5 separate regions of the Homo sapiens genome follow, and all the other regions are linked to region 5. A link is a loop called in an ENCODE intact Hi-C map of the cell type or tissue named here. Cell type or tissue: heart left ventricle. All regions are shown on one strand.

Evidence for each region. Peaks named below come from ENCODE experiments on the same cell type or tissue, not always from the same donor. Only the 100,000 strongest peaks of a DNase experiment are listed, where the experiment ranks them.
Region 1: it touches region 5 in a loop (13-fold over the local background); 109 of 110 quality-filtered maps call a loop at or near these places.
Region 2: it touches region 5 in a loop (14-fold over the local background); 110 of 110 quality-filtered maps call a loop at or near these places.
Region 3: a loop joins it to region 5, with 2.2 times the contacts of the local background. A loop is called at or near these places in 15 of 110 quality-filtered maps.
Region 4: a loop joins it to region 5, with 5 times the contacts of the local background. A loop is called at or near these places in 5 of 110 quality-filtered maps.

What each region holds. Positions count from the first base shown.
Region 1 is chr17:19,505,489-19,510,488 of GRCh38, reverse strand. It overlaps TRW-CCA2-1 (tRNA-Trp (anticodon CCA) 2-1), which reads right to left and starts at 2,308; the gene lies at 2,237-2,308. RefSeq lists enhancers at 1-221, 4,410-5,000 and silencers at 2,576-2,655, 2,736-2,785, 2,896-2,955, 3,026-3,195. In heart left ventricle, no CTCF peak of the experiment used is centred here; DNase peaks (open chromatin) are centred at 2,015, 2,458 and 3,108; H3K4me3 peaks cover 2,025 bases; H3K27ac peaks cover 1,882 bases.
Region 2 is chr17:19,511,790-19,516,789 of GRCh38, reverse strand. No RefSeq gene overlaps it. Among named protein-coding and RNA genes, the nearest start is that of TRW-CCA2-1, 6.1 kb to the right of the region's middle. In heart left ventricle, a CTCF peak has its summit at 2,706 (motif pointing left); a DNase peak (open chromatin) is centred at 2,729; H3K4me3 peaks cover 271 bases; H3K27ac peaks cover 1,451 bases.
Region 3 is chr17:19,701,867-19,706,866 of GRCh38, reverse strand. SLC47A2 (solute carrier family 47 member 2) reads left to right here. Exons shown (of 17, transcript NM_001099646.3): 9 at 106-219; 10 at 1,364-1,431; 11 at 2,689-2,797; 12 at 3,700-3,775; 13 at 4,193-4,262. Among named protein-coding and RNA genes, the nearest start is that of SLC47A2, 12 kb to the left of the region's middle. RefSeq lists an enhancer at 1-505. In heart left ventricle, CTCF peaks have their summits at 2,142 and 2,791; a DNase peak (open chromatin) is centred at 2,884; H3K27ac peaks cover 1,374 bases.
Region 4 is chr17:19,466,527-19,471,526 of GRCh38, reverse strand. No RefSeq gene overlaps it. Among named protein-coding and RNA genes, the nearest start is that of TRW-CCA2-1, 39 kb to the left of the region's middle. RefSeq lists an enhancer at 16-525. In heart left ventricle, CTCF peaks have their summits at 1,990 (motif pointing right) and 4,133 (motif pointing left); DNase peaks (open chromatin) are centred at 546 and 866; H3K4me3 peaks cover 1,100 bases; H3K27ac peaks cover 1,451 bases.
Region 5 is chr17:19,763,588-19,768,587 of GRCh38, reverse strand. No RefSeq gene overlaps it. Among named protein-coding and RNA genes, the nearest start is that of ALDH3A1, 18 kb to the right of the region's middle. RefSeq lists an enhancer at 1,675-1,824. In heart left ventricle, a CTCF peak has its summit at 1,923 (motif pointing right); DNase peaks (open chromatin) are centred at 1,917 and 2,396.

The DNA.
Region 1 (5,000 bases), 260 kb after region 5:
GTGGTCGTGTTTCCTTATACCTTCCTCCCTTTGGAATTCAGGCACAGTTGACCAGCACCAATTTTAAATAGAGACCTTGGCCTGGCGTAGTGGCTCATGCCTGTAATCCCAGCACTTTAGGAGGCGAGTGGATCATCTGAGGTCAGGAATTCGAGACCAGCCTGACCAAAATAGTGAAACCTCATCTCTACTAAAAGTACAAAATTAGCCAGGTGTAGTGGTGCACCAAGCCTGTAATCCCAACTACTTGGGAGGCTGAGGCAGGAGAGTCGCTTGAACCCAGGAGGCGAAGGTTGCAGAGATCCTGCAGCCTGGGCAACAAGAGGGAAACTCTGTCTCAAAAAAAAAAAAAAAAAAAAAAAAAAAAAAAAAGAAAAGAAAAAGAAAGAAACAGAGACCTTAAGACTGACTTTTCGTAGCAATAAGATACTAACGTGACAGACAGCAGGCCCTAAAAGAAATCAAAGAATTTTATACCAAAACATAATTCCTTGACTTTTTTTTTTTTTTTTTTTTGAGACAGAGTTTCGCTCTTGTTTCCCAGGCTGGAGTGCAATGGCATGATCTTGGCTCACCGCAACATCTGCTTCCTGGGTTCAAGCGATTCTTCTGCCCCAGCCTCCTGAGTAGCTGGGATTAAAGGCATGTGCCACCACGCCTGGCTAATTTTGTATTTTTAGTAGAGATGGGGTTTCTCCATGTTGGTCAGGCTGGTCTCGAACTCCTGACCACAGGTGATCCGTCCAGCCTACTTTTTGTTTTGTTTTGTTTTTGAGACAGGGTCTCACTCTATTGCCCAGGCTGGAGTGCAGTGGTGTGATCATGGCTCACTGCAGCCTCCTGAGCTCCTGGGCTCAAGTGATCCTCCTGCCACAGCCTCCTGAGTAGCTGGGACCACAGCAGTGCACCACTACTTCCGAGATGGGGTCTCACCATGTTGTTCAGTCTGGTCTTGAACTCTTGGGCTCAAGAGATCCTCCCTCCTGGGCCTCCCAAAGTGCTGGGATTACAGGCATGAGCTACCATGCCTGACCCTCTATTTTTATAATACGGTTGAGCAGTTTTCAATTTGTATATTTAGTCATGACTGACCACATATTTTGAATCACCACAATATTCCATTTTATTCTTTTTTCAACTCAGTCTAATCTGCTGTTAAATATATCCATTGTGTTTCTAACTTCAAGTATTAAATCTTCCATTGCTAGAATTTTGTTTTTAGTTATTTACACATATATTTTTATTGTTTATCGTTCTCTAGTTAACTTTTTGGTCTCCTCTTTTATTTTTTGAAAAAGATTAAACATATCCATTGGGTATTCAATATCTGATAATCTCCATACTGGAATCTGTGGATCTGATTCTGCTGTTTTTGCAAAAACAGTGGACAGCAGAATCAGCTTCACAGACTTTATTTTCCTTTAAAATGTATTATGAGTAAATTTCGACTGGGACTTTATATGTGGGAAAACTAAAAGGCCTGTTGTGAGGATGTATTTCTCTCAGAGAGAATTTACCTCAACTTCTGCCAGCATCTGTGGGGTATCCTAACCTGGGAAACTATAATTTCTTGGCCTGGGGCTTTTGGACCACGCAGGTGGAGAGAATTCAGACCTGAACATCATGTTTCGTAACATTAGATCCTATGAACCCGCCAACCAGATATCATACATGGTAACAACTGTTAGACAACATTGAAGTGAATATCCAGGCCTTACGGCTGTGGCCGAATCATAGACCTGCTGAGAATGAGGTGTCAATTCAGGTGTCAGAGAAAGGACCACCAGAGAGATCATCACTGAGACTAGGAATCCCTGAAAGTGCGGCAGACAAAAAAAGAGAAGTTCAAGGCAGGCAGGGAGAAGACGGAGATGCAAAAGACACCAGTCCTTAGGGTGGGGAACCCACTTCCGGGAAGCGAGGGACCCCTTCCAGGTGAGAGCCCAGGTGAGTGGGGGGCGGGCAGAAGTGGGCGTGGGAGTGGCGGGCGGGGCGCCCTCCCTGCGACACGGCTGGGTGGCTTCCGGCTCCCTCGCGGTTCGCTCGGAGGGTTGGTGCTGCCCCTCCCTCGGAACGGAACGGCGTTTTTATTCCCAGGGAAAGGAAAAAGAAGTTGCTTTCCGTTGCGTTGGAAGGACAACATATCTTGCAGGGGGCTTAATTTCTCATTTATGACTTTTATTCCGCTCTTTCCAATCCTCTACAATTAAGAAAGAAAAAAAAAAAAACCCAACCTTGACCCCGACGTGACTTGAACACGCAACCTTCTGATCTGGAGTCAGACGCGCTACCATTGCGCCACGAGGTCACACCAAAGTGGTGACTCCGCATCGCTAAAGACCTCGTTTCTGCAGTATGGTTCTAGGGCTGGGAGGCTAAGGAGGAAAGACGCCCTCTTTCCTGAATTCCAGCACCAATTCAGAGCGCTAGCGAGTGTGGTTTCTCCGGTGCGGGAACACAGACGCGCTGGAGCATCCCAGCCTGAACTGCGGCGCCGCAGCGGAGCAGCCACCCGGCGGCCGAGACTCGGGCTCCGCCTCCTCCGCGTCGCGTAGTGACCCGGCGAGGGGACGCCGGGGTGCGGGGACTGGCACCGGGGGGTGGGATTAAGGAGATGCCCAGGAGGAGGCCCAGGATCGGGGGGATCCCTGGGCCATGGGGATTCTGGGAGGGAGCGAGGGGACGCAGGGGAGAAGGGGACGCAGGGGAGAAGGGGACGCCGGGGCGGACTAGGGGACGCGGGGGTGGGTGACTCCGAGGAGCGGTGAGGACGCCGGGGGTTAGGGGTGAGGAGATGTCCAGGGGAGGAACGAGGGACTAGAGGAAGCCCAGAGGGCAGGGGGACCCCGGGGTAGAAGGGACTCTGAGAGGGAGCGAGGGGACGTCGGGGCGGGGGTGGGGACGCGGGTGGAGGAGGGAACGCCGAGGAGGGAGGTGGGTTGACTCCGGGCGGGGCTGGGGACGACGGGGCCTGGCTGGGGGCGGCTGGGCGGCCGTCAGAGGCGTTCGCGGTCGCCGCTCGCCGGGTGCCCTGCCTCCTGTGAAGCGGCGACGTTGTCGTCGGGAGGCGGCAGGAACCCGGCGTGGCGGCCGAGAGCGGATGGCGGCGCGGGGGACGCGGGGGCGCGGGGCTCGGGGCTCGGGGCTGCTCCTTTCTCCTCTCCTCTCAGGGGACAAGCGCGGGGGTGCGGAGGGCGACGCCCACGGCCAGGAAGCACCTTGCCAAAAAGACTTGGAAAATGCCACATTTCTTTTAATTTTTGAGACAGAGTCTCGCTCTGTTGCCCAGGCTGGAGTGCAGTGGCGCAATCTCGGCTCACTGCAACCTCCGCCTCCCGGGCTCAAGCGATTCTCCTGCCTCAGCCTCCCTAGCCTCCCGAGTAGCTGGGATTACTGACGCCCGCCACCACGCCTGGCTAATTTTTTTTGCATTTTTAGTAGAGACAGGGTTTCTCCATGTTGGCCAGGCTGATATTGAACTACTGACCTCAGGTGATCCGCCCGCCTAGGCCTCCCAAAGTGCTGGAATTACAGGCTTGAGACACTTAGCCTGGCTTTTTTTTTTTTTTTAGACAGGGTCTTGCTGTGTTGCCCAGGCTGGAGTGCAGTGGCGCGATCTCGGCTCACTGCAACCTCCGCTTCCCGGTTTCAAGCGATTCTCCTGCCTTAGCCTCCCAAGTAGCTGGGATTACAAATGCGTACCACTACATCCGGCTAATTTTTGTATTTTTACTAGAAATGGGGTTTCACCATGCTGGCCAGGCTGGTCTCGAACTTCTGACCTCAAGTGACCTGCCCTCCTTGGCCTCCCAGAGTGCTGGGATTACGGGCTAAGCCACCGCGACTGGCCTGTGCATGGTTTTAAACGGCTCATTGTCCACTTAAGACTCCGGGCTCTTGTGGGAGTCTTGTGGGAGTCAAGTCCCTGATTTGAACAGTACTTTCTTCTTCCTATTAAATAAGAAAAATAAAACAGTGAGTGAATGCTTTTTTTTTTTTTTGGATGGAGTCTTGCTCTGTCACCCAGGATGGAGTGCAGTGGTGTGATCTGGCCTCATTGCAACATCTGCCTCCCAGGCTCAAGCGATCCTCTTGCCTCAGGCCCCCACTTAGCTGGGATTACAGGTGTGTGCCACCATCCATGGCTAATTTTTGTATTTTCAGTAGAGAAGGGATTTCACCATGTTGGCCAGGTGGTCTGGAATTCCTAGGCTCAAGTGATCCTCCTGCCTGGGCCTCCCAAAGTGCTGGGATTACAGGTGTGAGGTACTGCGCCTGGCCAATAAGTGAGTGAATAAATTTTTCAGTAAAAAGGCTAGTAAATAGGCCGAGCGTGGTGGCTCATGTCTGTAGTTCCAGCACATTGGAGGGACCAGGAGGGAGGATTGCTTGAATCCAGGAGGTCGAGGTTGCAGTGAGCCATGATTGCACCACTACATTCCAGTCTGGGACAGAGCGAGACCCCGTCTCAAAACAAAACAAAAAACCTTATTAAATAAGAAAGATAAACTCTCCTGGTCTGTTGAAGAACATGAAGCATCAATCTTAATTCAATAAATACAACACTGTGGGGAAAAGCAAGAGAGATCAGATTGTTACTGTGTCTGTGTAGAAAGAAGTAGACATAGGAGACTCCATTTTGTTCTGTACTAAGAAAAATTCTTCTGCCTTGAGATTCTGTTAATCTATGACCTTACCCCCAACCCCGTGCTCTCTGGAACATATGCTGTGTCAAACTCAGGGTTAAATGGATTAAGGGCGGTGCAAGATGTGCTTTGTTAAACAGATGCTTGAAGGCAGCACGCTCCTTAAGAGTCATCACCACTCCCTAATCTCAAGTACCCAGGGACACAAACACTGCAGAAGGCCGCAGGGACCTCTGCCTAGGAAAGCCAGGTATTGTCCAAGGTTTCTCCCCATGTGATAGTCTGAAATATGGCCTCGTGGGAAGGGAAAGACCTGACCGTCCCCCAGCCCGACACCCGTAAAGGGTCTGTGCT
Region 2 (5,000 bases), 250 kb after region 5:
TCAAGTACAAACTATCTCTATTTTTTTTTTTTTTTTTTTTTTTGGTTCAGGATCTCACTCTATCACCCAGGCTGGGGTGCAGTGGTGCGATCATCACTCACTGTAGACTCGATCTCTTGGGTTCAAGCGATCCTCCCGTCTCAGTCTCCCAAGTAGCTGGAACTTAGACTCCCGACTAATTATTTATTTATTTATTTTTGGTAGAGACTGGGTCTCATTATGTTGATAGACTGGTCTTGAACTCCTGGGTTCAAGCAATCCTCCCTCCTCAGCCTTCTGAGTTTCTGGGATTGCACTCCGGAGCCACTAATAAAAATAAATATTATTTAAATAATAATTTTAATTAAAAAATAACTAGGCCAGGTGGGGTGGCTCACACCCATAATCTCACCCCTTTGGGAGGCTGAGGCTGGAGGATCACTTGAAGCCAGTAGTCCGTACCAGCCTGGCCAACATAGTGAGACCCCATTGCTACAAAAAAATACAAAAATTAGTCAGGTGTGGACATGCTGGTAGCCCCAGACAGACAGGAGGCTGAGGCATCAGGATTCCTTGAGCCCAGGAGTTCAAGGTCCCAGTGAGCTCTGACGGCACCACTGCATTCCATCCTCGGTAACAGAGAGATATCCTGTCTCAGAATAATAATAGTTGGGGGTAGCAGTCTTGCCATGTTGGCCAGGCTAGGCTTGAACTCCAGGCCTCAAGCGATCCCTCCACCTTGGCCTTCCTAAGGCATTGGGATTATAGGCGTGAGCCACTGTATCCAGCCCCTAAAAGTGGAGTTTAAAGAGCTATAAATTATTTCAGTGTCTTATTGCAAAGTAAGGCAATTAAATAGACTATAGACATATGTAACACTTAAAATAGAAACACTTTAACCCAAGTTAAAACATTTAAAACAGGCCGGGAGTGGTGGCTCAAGCCCAGCACTTTGAGAGGCCGAGCCAGGCAGATCTCCTGAGGTCAGGAATTTGAGACTAGCCTGGGCAACATGGCAAAACTCCGTCTCTACTAAAAAATACAAAAATTAGCGTGGCGGTGGGCGCCTGTAATCCTAGCTCCTCGGGAGGTTAAGGCAGGAGAGTCGCTTGAACCTGAGAGGCAGAGGTTGCAGTGAGCCAAGATGGTGCCACTGCATTCCAGCCTGGGTGAGAGAGCGCAACTATGTCTCAAAAAAAATTTTTTTTTTTAAACAGAAAAACTACCTACTCACGGGTGTTCTGTTATTCCTTGTCAAAAAGTAACAAAGCTATTTGGGAAAATTGCGTTTTTCTTTTTCTTTTTTAAAATGTCTACTCCTCCCTTTGCACAGATTCTACCTGTGACTCGGTCTCCAGGCTTCCTTTGGGTTGACTTGGCTGAGTGACATCTGGCCCAGCACTCCGGGGCCATGCAAAGACCTTGGGGTGTGCTCCTCCCCCAGCATCTGGAATGTTATTGCTCCGTCTGCTCTGCTGTGGTCCCTCCAGTGGGCCACTGGCTCGGTCAGCTTTCCCAGTCTCTCCATAGCAGGTTTTGACCGCATCTTCAAACTGGAGTAGTCAATACTGTATGTGACAAGGGAATACTGTGTGTGACAAGGAAAGTTTTAAGGCTCATGACTGTAATCCCAGCACTTTGGGAGGCAGAGGCAGGTGGATCACCTGAGGTCAGGAGTTCAAGACCAGCCTGGCCAACATGGTGAAACCCTGTCTCTACAAAAATACAAAAATTATCTGCGCACGATGGCAGGTGCCTGTAATTCCAGCTACTCGAGAGGCTGGGGCAGAAGAATTGCTTGAACCCAGCAGGCAGAGGCTGCAGTGAGCCGAGATCATGCCACCATGCCATTGCACTCCAGCCTGGGCGACAGAGTGAGACTCCATCTCAAAGAAAAAAAAAAAGCAACTACTGTTCCAGATTCCCAAGTTTCTGGTTAAAACTGCCTTCTCCTTTCTCTTCTCAGTGTATTTGTCACTAAAGAAAGACACCTTCTCACCTACATTGTACCTCACATTGCTCCAAGGTGGAAACACTTGTCAGGTGCCAAAGAGGCAGTCTGACAACTTCAAAACCTCATAATACATTATCAAGATGTGTAATATATTTGTGTTGTTTGTAGCAATGCTGTGTTGATATTAATTATAGTTCCCATGATTTGAGGGAGCCAAAAAATATTTTTTAAAATAGTGATAATTCTATCCCAAAGAAAAATTGTTAATACTTAGCCTTTGAAGGTCTCAGGAAATGAGACATTTTAATTTTCAATTTACATTTGTATTTTTGTGGCAAGAGTCATGGTAGAGTGGTAAATAAAAGACTTTCAGCATAAAAGTATATTACAAATTGATGGGGGAAGGAACGGAAATATGAAGAGAAAAAGGAAAGATGAATGATTCTGACTGTTAAGGAAGAACTTGTTCATGTATTTTTAAAAAATGGGTGACAGTATCAAATTGTGTTGTGTATATGTCATTGGATATATTTAAAACAATGATGTAATCGTTTTATTTTTAAATGTTACTATTTGCGATATGCCAGCCCTCGCAACTATTTTTAATTATGGTGAAAATGTTTTATGCCCACTTAGAAAATGTACAAGGGTTACATGGTTTTCCAGAAATTATTTTAGAGAATACCCAAGCACAAAGTTAATTAGTTCTATGTTGGAGGAAAAAGATGTTCGCAGTGACGTCCCTGTGATTCCTGGGCTTGCCGTTTGCGCCCTCTGCCGGTGTTCTGAGATTTTGCTTTTTAGACAGCGAAACTGTCCTTTGCTCTATCCTTTGCTAACTGTGGTCAAAATCTCCCCACCAGGAGGGCCTGACAAGAGCCAGGCGGCCTGTGATGGCCTCAGGAGCCTGTTGTGCATTTGAATGATCCATCGCAGCATGCAGGTCACAGAATCAACGGGTCCCTGTCTTGGAGCTGGGTGACAGTGGAACACACTCTTGGTCTAAGTTCTGAACTTACACAATCTTCTTTTGCTGACTGATCTAGTGATGAGTTTCTTAGCCTTGGAAATATTAATAATTCTAGAAGAGCTACTGTCAAAAAGAGCCATATTCTGGAGAATATTGGAAGAGATTTATTCTGAACCAAATATGAGGATCACAACTTGTGACACAGCCCCATGAGGTCCTGAGAATATGTGCCCAAGGTGGTTGGGTCACAGTGTGATTTTATACATTTTAGGGGGAGAGAACTTGCAGACATCAATCTATATATTTAAGGTGTACATTGGTTCTGTATGGAAAGACAGGATAACTCAAAGAGGGGAGTGAGAGCTGGGAGTGATGGAGGTGGATTGAGGCTTCCAGGTCATAGGTGGATTCCAAGATTTTCTGATTGGCAATTGGTTGAAAGAGTTAAGTTATGATCTAAAAACCTGGCATCAATAGAAAGGAGTGTCTGGAAATGGGGGTTGTGGAGATCAAGTTTCTGTTCATGCAGAGGAAGCCTCCAGGAAGCGGGCTTTAGAGCTCTTATCAGGCCTGAAAAGGTACCAGACTCTTAATCTCTCCTGGACCAGGAAAAAGACCTGGAAAGGGAGGGGGATTCTCTACAGGATACAAATTTCCTCTACAAGAGACAGCTTTGCAGGGCCATTTCAAAATATGTCAAAAAATATATATTCTGGGGCTGGGCATGGTGCCTCACACCTGTAATCCCAGCAGTTTGGGAGGCCTATGCGGGTGGATCACTTGAGGTCAGGAGTTCAAGACCAGCCTGGCCAATATGGTGAAACTCCATCTCTACTAAAGATACAAAAATTAGCCAGGCATGATGGCACGCACCTGTAATCCTAGCTACTCAGGAGGCTGAGGCAGGAGAATTGCTTGAACCCGGGATGCAGAGGTTGCAGTGAGCTGAGATCACACCATTACACTCCAGCCTGGGTGATAAGAGTGAAACTCTGTCTCAAAAAAAAAAAAAAAAAAAAAAAAAAAATATATATATATATATATATATATTCTGGAATAAAATACATTGATTTCTTTCGGGGCCTGCTATCTGTCATGTGATGCTATACTAGAGTCAGATTGGAATTTGGTACCTATAAAGACATTGTTTTGTCAGTCTTAAGATCTTTATCTTATTTTTTTTATTATTATTTATTTTTATTTATTTATTTATTTTGAGACGGAGTTTTGCTCTTGTTGCCCAGGCTGGAGTGCAGTGGCCTGATCTTGGCTCATTGCAACCTCTGCCTCCTAGGTTCAAGCAACTCTCCTGCCTCAGCCTCCCAAGTAGCTGGGATCACAGGTGCCGGCCACCATGCCTGGCTAATTTTTGTATTTTTAGTAGAGACGGGGTTTCACCATGTTGGCCAGGCTGGTTTCAAACTCCTGACCTCAGGTGATCCACCTGCCTTGGCCTCCCAAAGTGCTGGGATTACAGGCATGAGCCACTGCGCCCTGCCAGATCTTTATTTTAACATTAATATTGGTCCCTTGTACCTGAATTCCAAAGGGAGAAGGGTATCATGAGGCATGTAGACTCCTCTTCCCATCATGGCTTGAACTAGATTTTCAGGTTTGGAATGTCTTTGGCTGAGGAGGGGGCAGAGGTAGGGAATGGGGCGTGTCTGCCAGTCAGCTGGAGAGCTTAGACATTTTTATTTTACTATTTTGTATTTATTTTATTTTGAGACAAGGCCTCGCTCTGTCACCCAGGCTGGAGTATAGCAGTATGATCATGGCTTACTGCAGCCTTCACCTCCTGGGCTCAAGCAGTCCTCCCACCTCAGCCTCCTGAGTATAGCTGGGACTACAGGTGCATGCCACCACACCTGGCTAATTTTTTAAATTATTATTTGTAGAGATGAGGTCTTTCTATGTTGCCCAGACTGGTCTCAAACTCCTGGGCTCCAGCGATCTTCCTGCCTTGGTATCCCAAAGTGTTGGAATTACAGCTGTGAGCCACCACACCTGGTCAGAATTTTATTTTTGGTTTACAGAGTAATGGTGAACACAACGCCAGCGTCTATGGTGTTTGCCATGTGCCAGGCACTGTTTGAA
Region 3 (5,000 bases), 62 kb after region 5:
AGAGCAGGAAGAGCCAAAGGGGTTTAGGGGCCTCCTGGCAGTGGGGAGCAGGAATGAGGTGGGCAAGCAGGGCAGGCTGTCAGCTCATGGGGCCTCTGTTTCCAGGTTGGTCCAGCCAGTGCCTGCAGGACTGGGGCCCCTTCTTCTCCCTGGCTGTCCCCAGCATGCTCATGATCTGTGTTGAGTGGTGGGCCTATGAGATCGGGAGCTTCCTCATGGGTACGTGGAAGAGGATGGGGGGCGCAATGGCGTGTGGGCGGCTCACCCAGCCCAGAAGCCCCCTCCCCAGGATGGCGGCTCACCCATCCCAGAAGCCCCCTCCCCAGGATGGCAGCTCACCAGCCCCCTTCCAGCTTCACTGGCCAGGCCCTCAGGCTTGGACCCAGAGAACACCACTGCCCAGCGGGGCTGATCCGTCTGTTGCTGGTCTGCCTCCCCAGTAGGCTGTGAGCATCCAGGAGGCAGACTTGGGCCTTTTGTGCCTGAATCCCAGCATGGGCCAGGCAGAGCAGGTGCCCGTGGGAGGTGGCTGAGGCACGGAGGAGTGAGAGATTCAGTTGGTTTGCGGGTGTGAGCAGAGGTCCAGGCTTGCCAGTGTGAGGCTCCCACCTGCTGCCTTGTGTGTGCTCATTAGAGCACTCGGTGAAGTGAGGACTCCAGGCAGCCTGAATGTGAGAACCCCTGCCCTGCCCCGCATTTGCAGATGAGAAAACGGGGCCCCAAGAACACAGGAACTCCACAAATAGAAAATCAGTGGGAGGGCCAAGAACCGAACTCGAGTTGCCGGACCCTGGTCCTGTTCTCTGTCCCCTCCCTCACACTGCCACCCTGAGTTCATCTGGAAAGACAGACCACACAGGGAAGCCTGCAGGGGCCTCCGGGGCACTGGGCAGAATTTTCCTAACAGGCTGAAGGCCAGGCAGGAATGTCTTTTTGTTGTCATTGTTACCAATCTGCCCTTCAAAATCAGCCGGGCTCAGTGGCTCATGCCTGTAATCCCTGCACTTTGAAAGGCCGAGGTGGGTGGATCACTTGAGGCCAGGAGTTCGAGACCAGCCTGGCCAACATGGCGAAACTCTGTTTCTACAAAAAAATACAAAAATTAGCTGGGTGTGGTGGCACCACCTGTAGTCCCAGCTACTTGGGGGCCTGAGGTGGGAGGATCACCTAAGCCAGGAGGTGGAGGCTGCAGTGAGCTATAATTGCGCCACTGCACTCCAGCTCAAGCGACAGAGTGAGACCCTGTCTCAAGGAAGAAAAAAAAAAAAAGCCCCTGAGTCCCCAAAGCAAAGCAGCGTCCTGTCGGCGCAGGGTCTGGGTGTCTGGGGCTGCGGGCCGGACTCACGGCGGGCCTCTTCTCTAGGGCTGCTCAGTGTGGTGGATCTCTCTGCCCAGGCTGTCATCTACGAGGTGGCCACTGTGACCTACATGGTAAGGCTCCTGCAGGGGTGCCTTCCCCACATCCCCCACCTGATGGCTGGAGGTGTCATAGGAGGGGGGCAGGCTGTCACCTGAAGCTATCTCTGTCTCCCGAAGGACCCTCCCCGGGCCTCTCGTGCCCACCAGGTCCAGACCCTGCTCAGCTTACGCCAGGACTCACACACAGGTGCCCACAACCTGACGACCAAGGGTGATATTTCACTCACAGATGTTGGAATTTTAAAAATTAATTAGTATCATTTTAAAATTGGGAGATTTCACATCACAATCTTATTTTTGGATTTTCTTTAAAAATGCACATTCCAGGCTGGGCGCAGTGGCTCACGTGTGTAATCCCAGTACTTTGGGAGGCTGAGGGCGGATCACAAAGCCAGGAGTTCAAGACCAACCTGGGCAATATGGTGAAACCCCATCTCTACTAAAAATATAAAAAGTTAGCCAGGTATGGTGGCACAAGCCTGTAGTCCCAGCCACTTGGGAGGCTGAGGCAGAAGAATCACTTGAACCCGGGAGGCGGAGGTTGCAGTGAGCCGAGATCGTGCCACTGCACTCAAGCCTAGGCAACAGAGTAAGACTCTGTCTCAAAAAAAAAAAAAAAAAAAAAGCACATTCCATCGAGCAGCAGGCCACATTCCTGCACACTGCAGTCGGCCAGAGCTGGGTGACAGCGTCCCCAGCAGGGCCATGGGCTCTCCTCCACCACAGCCCCCACCTCCCCTCTACTCCCCACAGAGACACAGCCATCGTCTTGCTTATGCAGCCCATGTCACTCGGGTACGCATCTGCATGTTATCCCTGACCCCAGCTTTAAGCAAAGGAGTCACAAAAATCTACATTACAAAATCAATTTAGAGATTCTTATTTTTACAAGTGGTTTCTGCTGAAATATCTTTTTTCTTACAGGGAGCTTTTCTGGGACTAAGACCACAGTCACCTCTTTAAAATCTGTTTACTCATTTGATTTGGACAACACAGTGATTTCGGTTGCAAGGCCCGCCTGCCTGTGCTGCTTCTGATGGCGCAGGTGGTGGTGGGACTGGCTGTGTCACTGGGGGTACCCCCACCCTTCTCCCAGCCCCAGCCCTCCCTGCCTCATTGTCAGCAGCAAGAATGTGACGTGCCTCTTACACTGCATGCCTGAGATCTGCTCTGCCTTCCCGCTCACGTCCCTCTTGGCCCAGGCTGGCTCAGGACTTCAGGGGTTGGAGGGTGGGCCCACTGACAGTGCTTTCTTATCTTTGATCCCAGATTCCCTTGGGGCTCAGCATCGGGGTCTGTGTCCGAGTGGGGATGGCTCTGGGGGCTGCGGATACTGTGCAGGCCAAGCGCTCGGCCGTCTCGGGCGTGCTCAGCATAGGTAGGTGGAGTCCTCTCCTGGTGGGCCTTCAAACGTTGGCCTGAGTCACCAGCCTGGGCCACAGGAAGGCTGGCATGCTGGAGGCAGGGCTGGCCTCGGGAGCTGCCAGGTTTATCTTCCAAGCCTGCTGGACCTGCCATCTGACCCAGGTCAGCCTCTGCTGATAAGCTGACAGCTGCCCCTCCCTGAGCAGCAGGCGTCCCTCCCACCACTTTCTCCCCATCCCCACTCACTCCTTCCCTGCTGCTGTGATTCTGGGACTCTTCTGGAGACAGCTGGCTTCTACCACTTACCTTAGAGCAAACCCTGACTCTTTGACGGCCCTTCCTGCCCAGCACTCTCCTTCCAGCTGTCCAGAGTCCTTCTGCAGGCCTGGCCCTCCCAGCACCCCCATGAGCTTGGCAGCTGCCAACCCACTCTGGAGAAGGAGCCACTCATGTCCTCTGACATCATGGCTGTGCTTTCTGAGACTGGAAGGCTCAGACCGGCTTCCCTGTAGAAAGCAGTGGTTCTTAGGCTGTAGCCTGCGCTGGAATCCCCTTGGAGGGCTGGTCACAGATTGCTGGGCCTCACCAGCAGGCTTTGGTTCAGCAGGTCGGAGGCAGGGTCTGAGAATCTGTTTCTAACAAGTTCCCACGTGATGCTAATGCTGCTGCGCCAGCGTGCCGCCCACTCTGAGAACCACTGGAGTGGAAGCATTTTCCACACTGCCCTTCCTACAAGACTGTCTAGCCCAAATGAACGCCTCAGATGCGGGGGACATGAAGGCCTGTGACAAAAGGCACCTGGTTGCAGAGGGCTGGGCTGACTTGCACTGACATAGGGGCCAGCCCTTTGCTGATCTGAGCAAGGGTGCTTCCTGGCTTGGGGTCTGTCATTGCTGCACCTTTTGTCTCTTCCAGTTGGCATTTCCCTGGTCCTGGGCACCCTGATAAGCATCCTGAAAAATCAGCTGGGGCATATTTTTACCAATGATGAGTAGGTAATCAGTTTTCTGTGCTGACTCTTGGAAAATGTCAAAGTGGTTCCCAGTGTGTCCTCAGATTTATCACATTCCTGGCTCAGTGCTGGGCCCAAAGGAAGCAGGAAGAGCCCAGGCTTGGCTCTCACTGAGAGGAAGCCAACTTCTGTCTATCCACCCCAGGCCTTTAGTGCCTGTCCATAGACAAGAGGCTAATTGAAGGGCAGTCCAAAATTGTGGGGGCTCTTCTGAAGTTTTAGGTGTGACCCACAGACACAGAAAACTCTGGGCTAGCAGTGCCAGTTACATTTGTGTGGGGCAACTACCTCTATTCCAAAGCTTTTTCTTGTGGGGGTGGGGTGTGGAATAGAAGGGATATAAATGGGTCTCAAAGGATACATCTGTGTCTTAATGCTTTCTCATTTCTTCTGCAGAGATGTCATTGCCCTGGTGAGCCAGGTCTTGCCGGTTTATAGTGTCTTTCACGTGTTTGAGGCCATCTGTGTAAGTACCACTTTGATCCAAAGCCTGACTCCCTGGGACATGATTTATGTACTTGTGCCCTCCCCAGGACCTCGCAGGGCTGTGAGGATGAACTTGTTAATACACATGAAGGGCTAACTGTATAGTAAGTGCCCAAAGTATTTGCTGATAATAGTTCCATTCTTATTTCAAACAGTGACTTCCCTCTTCTTCTGCAATTTACACGAGCTCAAAAGTGAATGCAGATTAGCAAAGAACTGAAAAATTGCAGCAGTGTAAAGCCACAAATCTTTTTCTTCCGGATTCCTCATGAGCTGGGACCATGACATTGACCTGTGCCCCAGGCTGGCCAGGAGCTGAATGGCAACCATATCCTGTTGCCAGCACAGAGGGACATTTCTACAAGGGAACGAGCCCACCCAGAACACAGAAGGAACTGGACTTTCTGCTCCTTTGATCACTAAAGGACAGGTGTCATTTAACACAGATTTGAATTATGTAATTTTTTTTTTTTTTTGAGACAGGGTCTCGCTTTGTCACCCAGGCTGGAGTGCAGCAGTGCGATCATGGCTCACTGCAGCCTCAACCTCCTGAGCTCAAGTGATCCTCTCACCTCAGCCTCCTGAGTAGCTGGGACTACAGGTGCATGCCACCACATCCAGCTAATTTTTAAATTTTCGTATTTTTTGTAGAGACAGGGTCACACTATGATAGGTGGAATCCTCTCCTGGTGGGCCTTCCAACGTTGGCCTGAGTCAC
Region 4 (5,000 bases), 300 kb after region 5:
TAGAGACGGGGTTTCTCCATGTTGGTCAGGCTGGTCTCGAACTCCCGACCTCAGGTGATCTGCCCACCTCAGCCTCCCAAAGTGCTGGGATTATAGGCGTGAGCCACAGCGCCCGGCCTGAATTATATCTTAATAAAGCTGTGACATGACCTGGAACCCCTAGGGTCCTGCTGAACCCAGTCTCCCGCTGTCTGCCACACTCAAAGCACGCCTGCCTTCCATCTAGCCGTTGCTCCTGTCTTCTTCCTACAGTGCCACCTGCCCAGAACCGCTCCACGGTCCATGGAGATCGGTTTACTTCTCTTTTCGCCTGCTTCCGCAGCCAAGACTCAACTCCCTCCCATCCATGAGTTCTCTTGGAGTATCTTTGTGTAAACAAGGTCTCAGTAACTAAATCCTGTTTCCATCTCCCTGCATCAGTGTTCTCTGGCTGGGTGGGCGGAGCTCCTTTGGCTCGGTCCTGCTGATGTCCTTAAAGGCCTCAGCCCGTGGAGTCAAAGCCTGGGGCCAGCGGCTGCAGGATTCTAAACACTGTGAGTGCTCAGTTGCGCAGCTGGGTGTGGGACTGTGTGACGGCAAGAAGCATCCAAAGGTGGACGTGGCCAGGGATGGGAGGAGCCATCGGAGAGGTGGTAAGGACAGCGACCGAGTTCCCCGAGAGAGGCGAGTCTTAGTAATTCGGGAATTCAGCCCCCACGACTGTGGTGAGTGAGGAGGAAGAATGCGGAATTGAGAGATGGAAAATGAGGCAGGCACTGGCCCCAGCCCTGGAAAGCCGTCCCTTCTCCTGTTCTGAAAGCCGACTTCTCCCACCTGGACGTGCACCCCATCTCCCCGGGAGGCCCCGGAGCCTGGCTGCAGTCCGTCTGTCTGCCTGGCTCGCCGCCATGGCTTTGCTCACCCCTCTCATCTTTGCCATGTTATCTCTACACTTAGGATTTGTGGTTTGTCTTGTACACTAATAAACGGCAACTCTATTAGGACATGAACAGTGGCTTTAAAATTTTTCTGACTCCATGACTCTCTTCATGGTATATTGCACACAGAAAGCCACTGGTAAATATCTGTTGATTGAAGCACCTCAAAAATCCAGAAATAGAGCTGTGTGCAGAGTGAGTACTTAATTCATTCAGCCATTCAGCAAGTATTTATTCAATGTCTATTATGCATGGGTGTGGTCACTGCCATGGACACAGAGACCACTATCCTGAACAAAGCAGACAAAATATTCATCCTCGCCAGGCTCACGCCCATAATTTCAGCACTTTGCGAGGCCAAGGCCAGAAGATGGCTTGAGCTCAGGAGTTTGAGACAAGCCTGGGCAACATAGAGAGACTCCGTTTCTAGAAAAAGTACAAAAATTAGCCAGGCATGGTGGTGTGCGCCTGTCATCCCATCTACTCAGGAGGCTGAGGTGGGAGGACGGCTTGAGGCCGGCAGGTCAAGGCTGCAGTGAGCTATGATCTCACCACTGCACTGCAACCTGAGAGACAGAGCCAAACCCTGTCTCAAAAAAAAAGGTTCGGCCGGGCGCGGTGGCTCACGCCTGTAATCCCAGCACTTTGGAAGGCCGAGGCGGGCGGATCACGAGGTCAGGAGATGGAGACCATCCTGGCTAACACAGTGAAACTCCATCTCTACTAAAAATACAAAAATTAGCCGGGCGTGGTGGCGGGAGCCTGTAGTCCCAGCTACTCGGGAGGCTGAGGCAGGAGAATGACGTGAACCCGGGAGGCAGAGCTTGCAGTGAGCCGAGATGATGCCACTGCACTACAGCCTGGGCGACAGAACAAGACTCCGTCTCAAAAAAAAAAAAAAAGGTTCATCATGATGGCACTTAAATTTCAGTGATGTGTATGTTTCCCCCACACATACACTAATGAAGGAGGGGAGGTTCCTGGAGAGCAGTGAAGGACTTTAAATATTCATGACTATGTCGTGTCTTACCTTAAGATGTTCGAGGCGGTTATTGAACTAGCCATTAGAGGGCACTCCAGGCACCGAGGGAGGAATAAGCCTGTGCTTGATTTTCCAGCCCCTGAAATTGGTGACCCGGGTTGGGCGCAGTGGCTCACGCCTGTAATCCCAGCACTTTGGGAGGCCAAGTGGATGGATCACCTGAGGTCAGGAGTTCAAGACCAGCCTGGCCAATATGGTGAAACCCTGTCTCTACAAAATATACAAAAAAAGTACCTGGGTGTAGTGGCGCATGCCTGTAGTCCCAGTGACTCGGGAGGGTGAGGCAGTAGAATCACTTGAATCTGGGAGGCGAAGGTTGCAGTGAGCCGAGATCGCGTCACTGTACTCCAGCCTGGGCAACAACAGTGAAACTCCGTCTCTAAATAAATAAATAAGTGATGGACATCCCATTTACCTCCTTGCCCCTTGGTTTCTATTCCCAAATCCTGGGCTTCAGTTTGATCTTGGACAAGCTTTATTCTTTGGGTCATGGGTTCCCTATCTGTAGAATGAACATTTTGGATGGATGATTTGTGAGGTCACACATGGGTCAGATTTTCTTTTTTTTTTTTTTTTTTTTGAGATGGAGTCTTGCTCTGTCGCCAGGCTGGAGTGCAAAGGCGAGATCTCGAGATCTCAGCTCTCCACAAACTCCGCCTCCTGGGTTCAAGTGTTTCTCCTGCCTCAGCCTCCCGAGTAGCTGGGATTACAGGTGCGTGCTACCACGCCTAGCTAATTTTGTGTTTTTAAGAGACAGGGTTTCACCGTGTTGGCCAGGATGGTCTCAATCTCTTGACCTCGTGATCTGCCCACCTCGGCCTCCCAAAGTCCTGGGATTACAGGCGTGAGCCTCTGCGCCCAGCCCTGGCTCAGATTTTCTAGGGTTCAAATATTCGCATGTGGGGGGATCTTTTGTCATACTAATTCATGCATTTCCTGGGTCTTTGAGATTTTTGAAATCAGATAAATCCAATGCACAGGCTCATGTCTGTAATCCCAGCACTTTGGAAGGCCGAGACAGGAGAATCACTTGAGGTCAGGAGTTCAAGACCAGCCTGATCAACATGGTGAAACCACTTCTCTATTTTAAAAGAATACAAAAAGCGGGCCGGGTGCGGTGGCTCATGCCTGTAATCCCAACACTTTGGGAGGCCGAGACAGGCAGATCACAAGGTCAGGAGTTCAAGACCAGCCTTGAACTCCTGTCAACATGGTGAGACCCCGTCTCTACTAAAAATACCAAAAACTAGCCAAAATCTCTACTAAAAATACCAAAAATTAGCCGGGTGTGGTGGTGTACACCTGTAATACCAGCAACTCAGGAGGCTGAGGCAGGAGAATTGCTTGAACCCGGGAGGTGGAGTTTGCAGTGAGCTGAGATCGCGCCATTGTACTCCAGCCTGTGCAACAAGAGCAAAACTCCATCTCAAAAAAAAAAAAAAATACAAAAAGCCAGGAGTGGTGGCTCACACCTGTAATCCCAGCACTTTGGGAGGCTGAGGCAGGTGGATCACCTGAGTTCAAGACCAGCCTGGCCAACATGGTGAAACCTCATCTCTACAAAAAATACAAAAATTAGCCAGGCGTGGTGGTGCATGTCTATAATTCCAGCTACTTGGGAGGCTGAGGCTGGAGAATACTCGGGAGATGGAGGTTGTAGTGGGCTGAGATCATGCCACTGCACTCCAGCCTGGGTGATAGAGTGAGACTCTGTTTCAAAAAAAAAAAAGTAGGCCAGGTGCGGTGGCTCACACCTGTAACCCCAGCACTTTGGGAGGCCAAGGCGGGTGGATCACGAGGTCAGGAGTTCGAGACCAGCCTGGCCAACATGGTGAAACCCCGTCTCTACTAAAAGTACAAAAATTAGCTGGGTGTGGTGGCGCACGCCTGTAATCCCAGGTACTCAGGAGGCCAAGGCAGGAGAATAGCTTGAACCCAGGAGGCGGAGGTTGCAGTGAGCCGTGATCCTGCCACTGCACTCCAGCCTGGGCTACAGAGTGAGACTCTGTCTCAAAAAAAAAAAAAAAAATGATGCACAATATATTGCCAGGCTCAACAATCCACAGCCACTCCAGGGGATCCCCAGAGCCCCAGGCCACCCGTGGTGTGGGCTTTAGCAACTTTGACCCGCACTCTGCTCTGGTGCCCTCTCCTGGTCAGACCCTTCTGCTCAGGGCATCATGCACGGCTGGGGGGCCTCAGCCCTAGAGGAGCAGTTCAGAGATTAACCCACTTCAGTGTAGAAGCTCCCCCACCTCCCAACAGAGGCACTATGTCTCTTGGTGGAAAAACAAATTTCACTGTCATTTTCTTCCAGCCCTCTCCAACCCACAGCCTAACTTGGTCTCCAGTTAAATGACTGTCTTCTGGAAGCCTGTACATAGTTTAAGATGGGTCTCTGCAGATACACTCCCAATTCCTTGGACTTTCTGCTCATTGGCAGTGAAGCTCTGGGAAGGCAGAGGAGAGGTGAGCAGTGCCTACAGGAAACCCTGCCAGGAGTTCCACAGGCTGGCTGGCTCTGCAGCTCCTCTGCACCCCAGATCATCCCAGGGCCAGGTAACAGACAACTTGGGACACTCTACACCGCAGAGCCTGCGGAAATTATTCAAACTAACCAACCCTAAGCCTACTCACCTTGCCTTGCCCATTCCTTCCAGAGAAAACCCAATAAAGCCTTTTATCCACGCCTTCCCCTCGCTCCTGCCTTCTGGCCAACCTCAATGCTTCTCTGCATGGCCCTGCATGGGGTGGCGTGCTCCCTCCTCTTGAGAACTGTAACTTTTTTTTTTCTTTTTTTTTTTGTGGTGGGGTCCTCACAGTCTCACTCTGTCACCCAGGCTGGAGTGCAGTGGCACAATCACAGTTCACTGCAGCCTCCACCTCCTGGTGCAAGTGATCCTTCTGCCTCAGCCTCCTGAGTAGCTGGGACTACAGGCACGTGCTACCACGCCTGGCTAATTTTTGTATTTTTGTAGACAGAGGGTTTTGCCATGTTGCCCAGGTTGGTCTTAAACTTCTGGGCTGTCTCAGCCTCCCAA
Region 5 (5,000 bases):
GAGTTAAATGAGCTGCCGTGGAAAGTGCACATGGCAGTCCCTCCCTGAGGCTGGTGTGGCCAGCAGTGGGAGTAGCAGAGGGAGGCTGAAAGGACACGGGAGGCCTCAGGATCCACTCTGTTGTTTCTCCTCATTGGCCATCAGATGTGCTTCCTCTTTGTCACATCTGTATTTTGGAAACGTAAACCCTCCTTTCCATGGAACATGTGCTAAAATAACATTTCTTAGAAAAATTGGTCTCAAGAATATATCGTTCACTCAGTAACAAAGGAGTCAGCAGTGTGACAAATGTCAATTCAAAACGGACCTGAAAACTGAGGTCTGTTTTGGAAACAGGATGCTTATTACATAAGTAATTTGTGAAAAATAAGTTGCTTATTTTGGTAAAGGTCACAGTTTCCTTTTACGTCTATGGTCATAGAAACATTATATGGGTTGTTACGGAGGAAGTCTGGGGCAGGATGGTCCAAGATAACCAGGTGTGTAGACCAGGGGTTGACAAGCTTTTCCTGTACTGAAAAATACAAATATTTTAGGTTTTGAAGACTGTCTGGTCTCTGTCGCAACTGCAGGAGTCCCACCTTATTCATGAGGTTATGCTCCAAGACCCCCCAGTGGATGTCTGAAACCTTGGAAACTGCCAAACCATATATGTATGCTGTTTTTCTCTATACAATCACATAGTATAGGGTGGATCACATATGCGGCGTGGACATGACAGACAAAGGGAATGATTTGTGTCCCAAGTGGGATGGCAGAAGACTACATCACACTGCTCAGAATGGTGTGCAACTTAAAACTTAGGAATTGTTTATTTCTGGAATTTTCCATTGTTTTCTTTCTTTCTTTTTTTTTTTTTTTTTTTTGAGACAGAGTCTCTGTCGCCCAGGCTGGAGTGCAGTGGCATGATCTTGACTCACTGCAACCTCTGCCTCCTGGGTTCAAGTGATTCTCCTGCCTCAGCCTCCCCATTAGCTGGGATTACAGGCCTTGTGCCATCACGCCCAGCTAATTTTTACATTTTTTGTAGAGACGGGGTTTCGCCATGTTGGCCAGTCTGGTCTTGAACTCCTGACCTCCGGTGATCTGCCAGTCTCAGCCTCCTGAAGTGCTGGGATTACCGGCGTGAGCCACCGCATCCAGCCTTAAACAGAATTTAATGAACTGTTAGTTTACAGCATGCAAATTTTTCTCCATTGGTAGTTTTGGAACATACTTGTTTTTCTGCTGCTTTGAGAAATGAGGTGTTCTACTTTTAATCTTCCTGTGTGTTATTTGGACAAGTTACCTTCCCATCCTGAGCCTCAGTTTTTCCATCCATTAGAGAAGATAAGAGGACTACTACTTTCTAATCCTACCTGTGTGGGGAAAATGCTCTTTGCACAGTGCCTGGCATTTAGCAAGTGCTCAACAAATGGTGGCAGCAAGCAAAGTGAAGCTCTCCCTGCCATGCTGGGATCTGATGCCCCTGTTCCTAGCAACAGCTGCCTACAGTGCCGGGGAGCCAGGCCTTGGGCTGTTGCCCTGTCTCTCAGCAGGGCTATGTAAGCATATTGATTTTTGCAAAACCAAGTTCTGGTTCCTTGCTGTGGGGCTGACAAAAAACCATGGGGTCGATCCTCTATAAATATTTTAGCTATGTCCTCTGTTTTTTAAATACAAAATGTGTACTCTAGCCCTTGCCTGTCTGAATTGAAACAAACTCTTTTGAGGTCATGTGCCTCTGGACCCCCACAGCCACACACTGTCAGCGGCAGGCCCCACCCCTGGGACTCATGTCCCACCTCAGTGCCTTCTCTGCCTTTGGAGAAGGAGCTTAGGTCAGGCCCCACACACCTGTCCAGCCCCATGTGTCTCCCCGACCAGCCCTACTGCCAGCAGCGCCCCGTGGGCTGAGCCAGACCTGGGCCAGCCCTCAACCGGCAGAGGGCGCCCGCCCCCAGGCAGTGAGGCTTCTCAGGCTGCTCCCTGAGAAAGGACAGTGTCTTGCATGGGGAGGGGAGAAGGGACAGTGAGGTAACTTCTTCCCAAGGGGTCGCCAGCAGGGACCCCTTTGAGAGTCTGAGGAAAACCTCAGAAAAGGCACAAACTCACAGAAAACGTGAGAGCTGCCCTCTTGGTGCCCCCCTGTCACTAGATGTTGGGGACTCCCAGCTCCCCGGAAGCCCATCTCCCTTCTTAAGGGAAGCAGTGAGGTGAGTCCTCAAGTCCCTTTTCCCCAAAGAAGCTCTGCTGTCTTGCCCCAAAGATTCCTCGATCCCCTCTTGGGGCTGGTCAGATCTGCCCTTGGCTTGAGAAGGGGCTGGGGAGCGAGCCTGCCCCTAAGGAGACTCGGACCTGCAGAACTAAGGGCCACCCCCAGGAGGGAAGGGCTGCCCTCAACACACGTCCCTTCTGGGGCCTGCCTCTGCTCGGCAGGGCAGGGGGTGCCCCATGTGGAGGACTGCTCTAGATGGGCTTTTGTAGGTGAGAAAGGTAAGACCTCAGGCCTACTAGCGCATAGAAGAAAAAGATTCTGGCCGGGCTTGGTGGCCCATGCCTGTAATCCCAGCATTTTGGGAGGCCAAGGCAGGTAGATCACCTGAGGTCAGGAGTTCAAGACTAGCCTGGCCAACATGGTGAAACCCTGTCTCTACTAAAAATACAAAAATTAGCTGGGTGTGGTGCCTGGTGCCTGTAATCCCAGCTACTTGGGAGGCTGAAGCAGGAGAATCACTTGAACCCAGAGGGCAGAGGTTGCAATGAGCCGAGATCACGCCATTGCACTCCAGCCTGGGCAACGGGAGTGAAACTCCATCTCAAAAAAGAAAAAAAAAAAAAGCCTGCTGCCAGGAGGTCTGATGTGGGGCAGGTGGGGTCTAGGGTAGGAGTTCCCTTCCCTGGATGTTTCCTATGCCAGAGGCTAATGGACAAATTTTGAGAAATTGTGATGTTTGGCTTGATATTGGGTCTTTTTTTCCTGTCATTCATGCCCTCGAAGCCATTTGTTAAGCACCTGCTCTGAGTTGGTGCTATACTATGACACAAGGGAGAACGCCAGGGCATGGCCTGCCCTCATGAGGCACACACTGTAGATAGGACGTTGATAAAGACAACATGACAATTGTGACTAATGCCACAGAAGACAGGTAGATGATGTTGTTATGTGGACTTGTGGGAGGGGAACTGGACCAGCCAAGGAAGTCAGGAAAGAAGGGAGCATGAAGCCGGCGGAGAGGGGAGTGTTCTGAGCCGGGGACCAGCATGTGCAAAGGCCAGCAGGTTTGCTTTCTGCAGTGCAGTAATCACTTTCGGAAATCATCTTGTGTGTATTTTTACTTGTTTATTATTATTATCACCTCACTAAAATGTCAGCTCTCTAAAGCCAGGAACCTTACTGTCTTACTGTGTCCCTAGCTCCTAGGACAGTACCTGGGAGATAGTAGGTACTCAACATATATCTGATATTTGTGGAAAATAATGGCTGACATACACTGCATGTCTTCCCCATGCCAGTCAGTTTTTTTTTTTTTTTTTTAGACGGAGTCTCACTCTTGCCCAGTCTGGAGTGCAGTGGCGCGATCTCAGCTCACTGCACCTCTGCCATCTGGGTTCAAGAGATTATCCTGCCTAAATCTCCCAAGTAGCTGGGATTACAGGTGCCTGCCACCACGCCTGGCTAATTTTTGTAGTTTTAGTAGAGATGGGATTTCACCATCTTGGCCAGGCTGGTCTTGAACTCCTGACCTCAGGTGATCCACCTGCCTCAGCCTCCCAAAGTGCTGGGATTACAGGTGTAAGCCACTGCGCCCTGCCTGCCAGTCACAGTTCTAAGCATTTTATATGAACCCACAGCCAGCCCATGAGGAAACTGAAGCTTAGAGAGGTTAAGTAACTTGCTTAATTTCTCATAGGTGGTGAGTCCCTGAGCCAGGATTCTAACTCAGGCAGGCTTCCTCCAGAGCTCATGTTCTTACAGCCCATCTCTAGATGTAAATGAAGCAGATGGATCTGCTTAGGTGCAGCTTTAAGCATGTTTATGTATATGTGAGCAAGTCGGGGATTTCAGCTCACAACAGAACACAGGCTGTCAGCACTGTCACTGTGTGACTGCAGGTCAGAGAGTCTGGGTGGGAAGAGAGAGAGGGAGAGGTATGTTGATGAGCTTGCAGCCTTTTTTTTTTTTTTTTTTTTTAAGACGGAGTCTGGCTCAGTCGCCCAGGCTGGAATGCAGTGGCGAGATCTTGGCTCACTCCAACCTCTGCCTCCCGGGTTCAAGCAATTCTCCTGCCTCAACCTCCAGAGTAGCTGGGACTACAGGCGCCCGCCACCATGTTTGGCTAATTTTTGTATTTCTAGTAGAGATGGTGTCTTACCATGTTGGCCAGCTGGTCAGGAACTCCTGACCTCAAGTGATCCACCCACCTCGGCCTCCCAAAGTGCTGGGATTGCAGATGTGAGCCACCGTGCCCAGCCTTGCAGCCATTTTTAAGCATGGGATGTGGCTTAATCAGATTGGCAGGTTGCAGAAAAGATGAGAGGGGCACAGATGGATTCAGGGAGACCAGATGAAACTTACTCACATGAGAATGATGGATGATTTCAATAGATGAGTAGGAGTTAAAATGCCTTGGAGATCAATAGGATGTGGGTATCTATCAGTATTCTCAGTTGCTAGAAAGTGTATGAGTTAATTTTTGCTGTATAACAAGCCACTCCAAAACTTAATGGCTTAAAATAATAAGCATGTATTATTTCTCATCATGCTTATGGGCGAGTTAGGCAGTTCTGGTCTGAGTCAACATGGCTGGTGGTCAGTGGTCTAAGACAACTTCACTTGGGTTTGTAGACTTGCATGATGTTTAGCTGGGACATCAAGGATGACTTGGCCTCCTGTCTGCCATCATCTGGCAGGCCAGCTCAGCCTTGTTTACATGGTGGTGTCCCATGGTAGGTGGAGAGCAAGTCCCAGGGCGCAATCACCAGCACCCTACGTGTCTCTGTGCCTCATATTTGCCAGT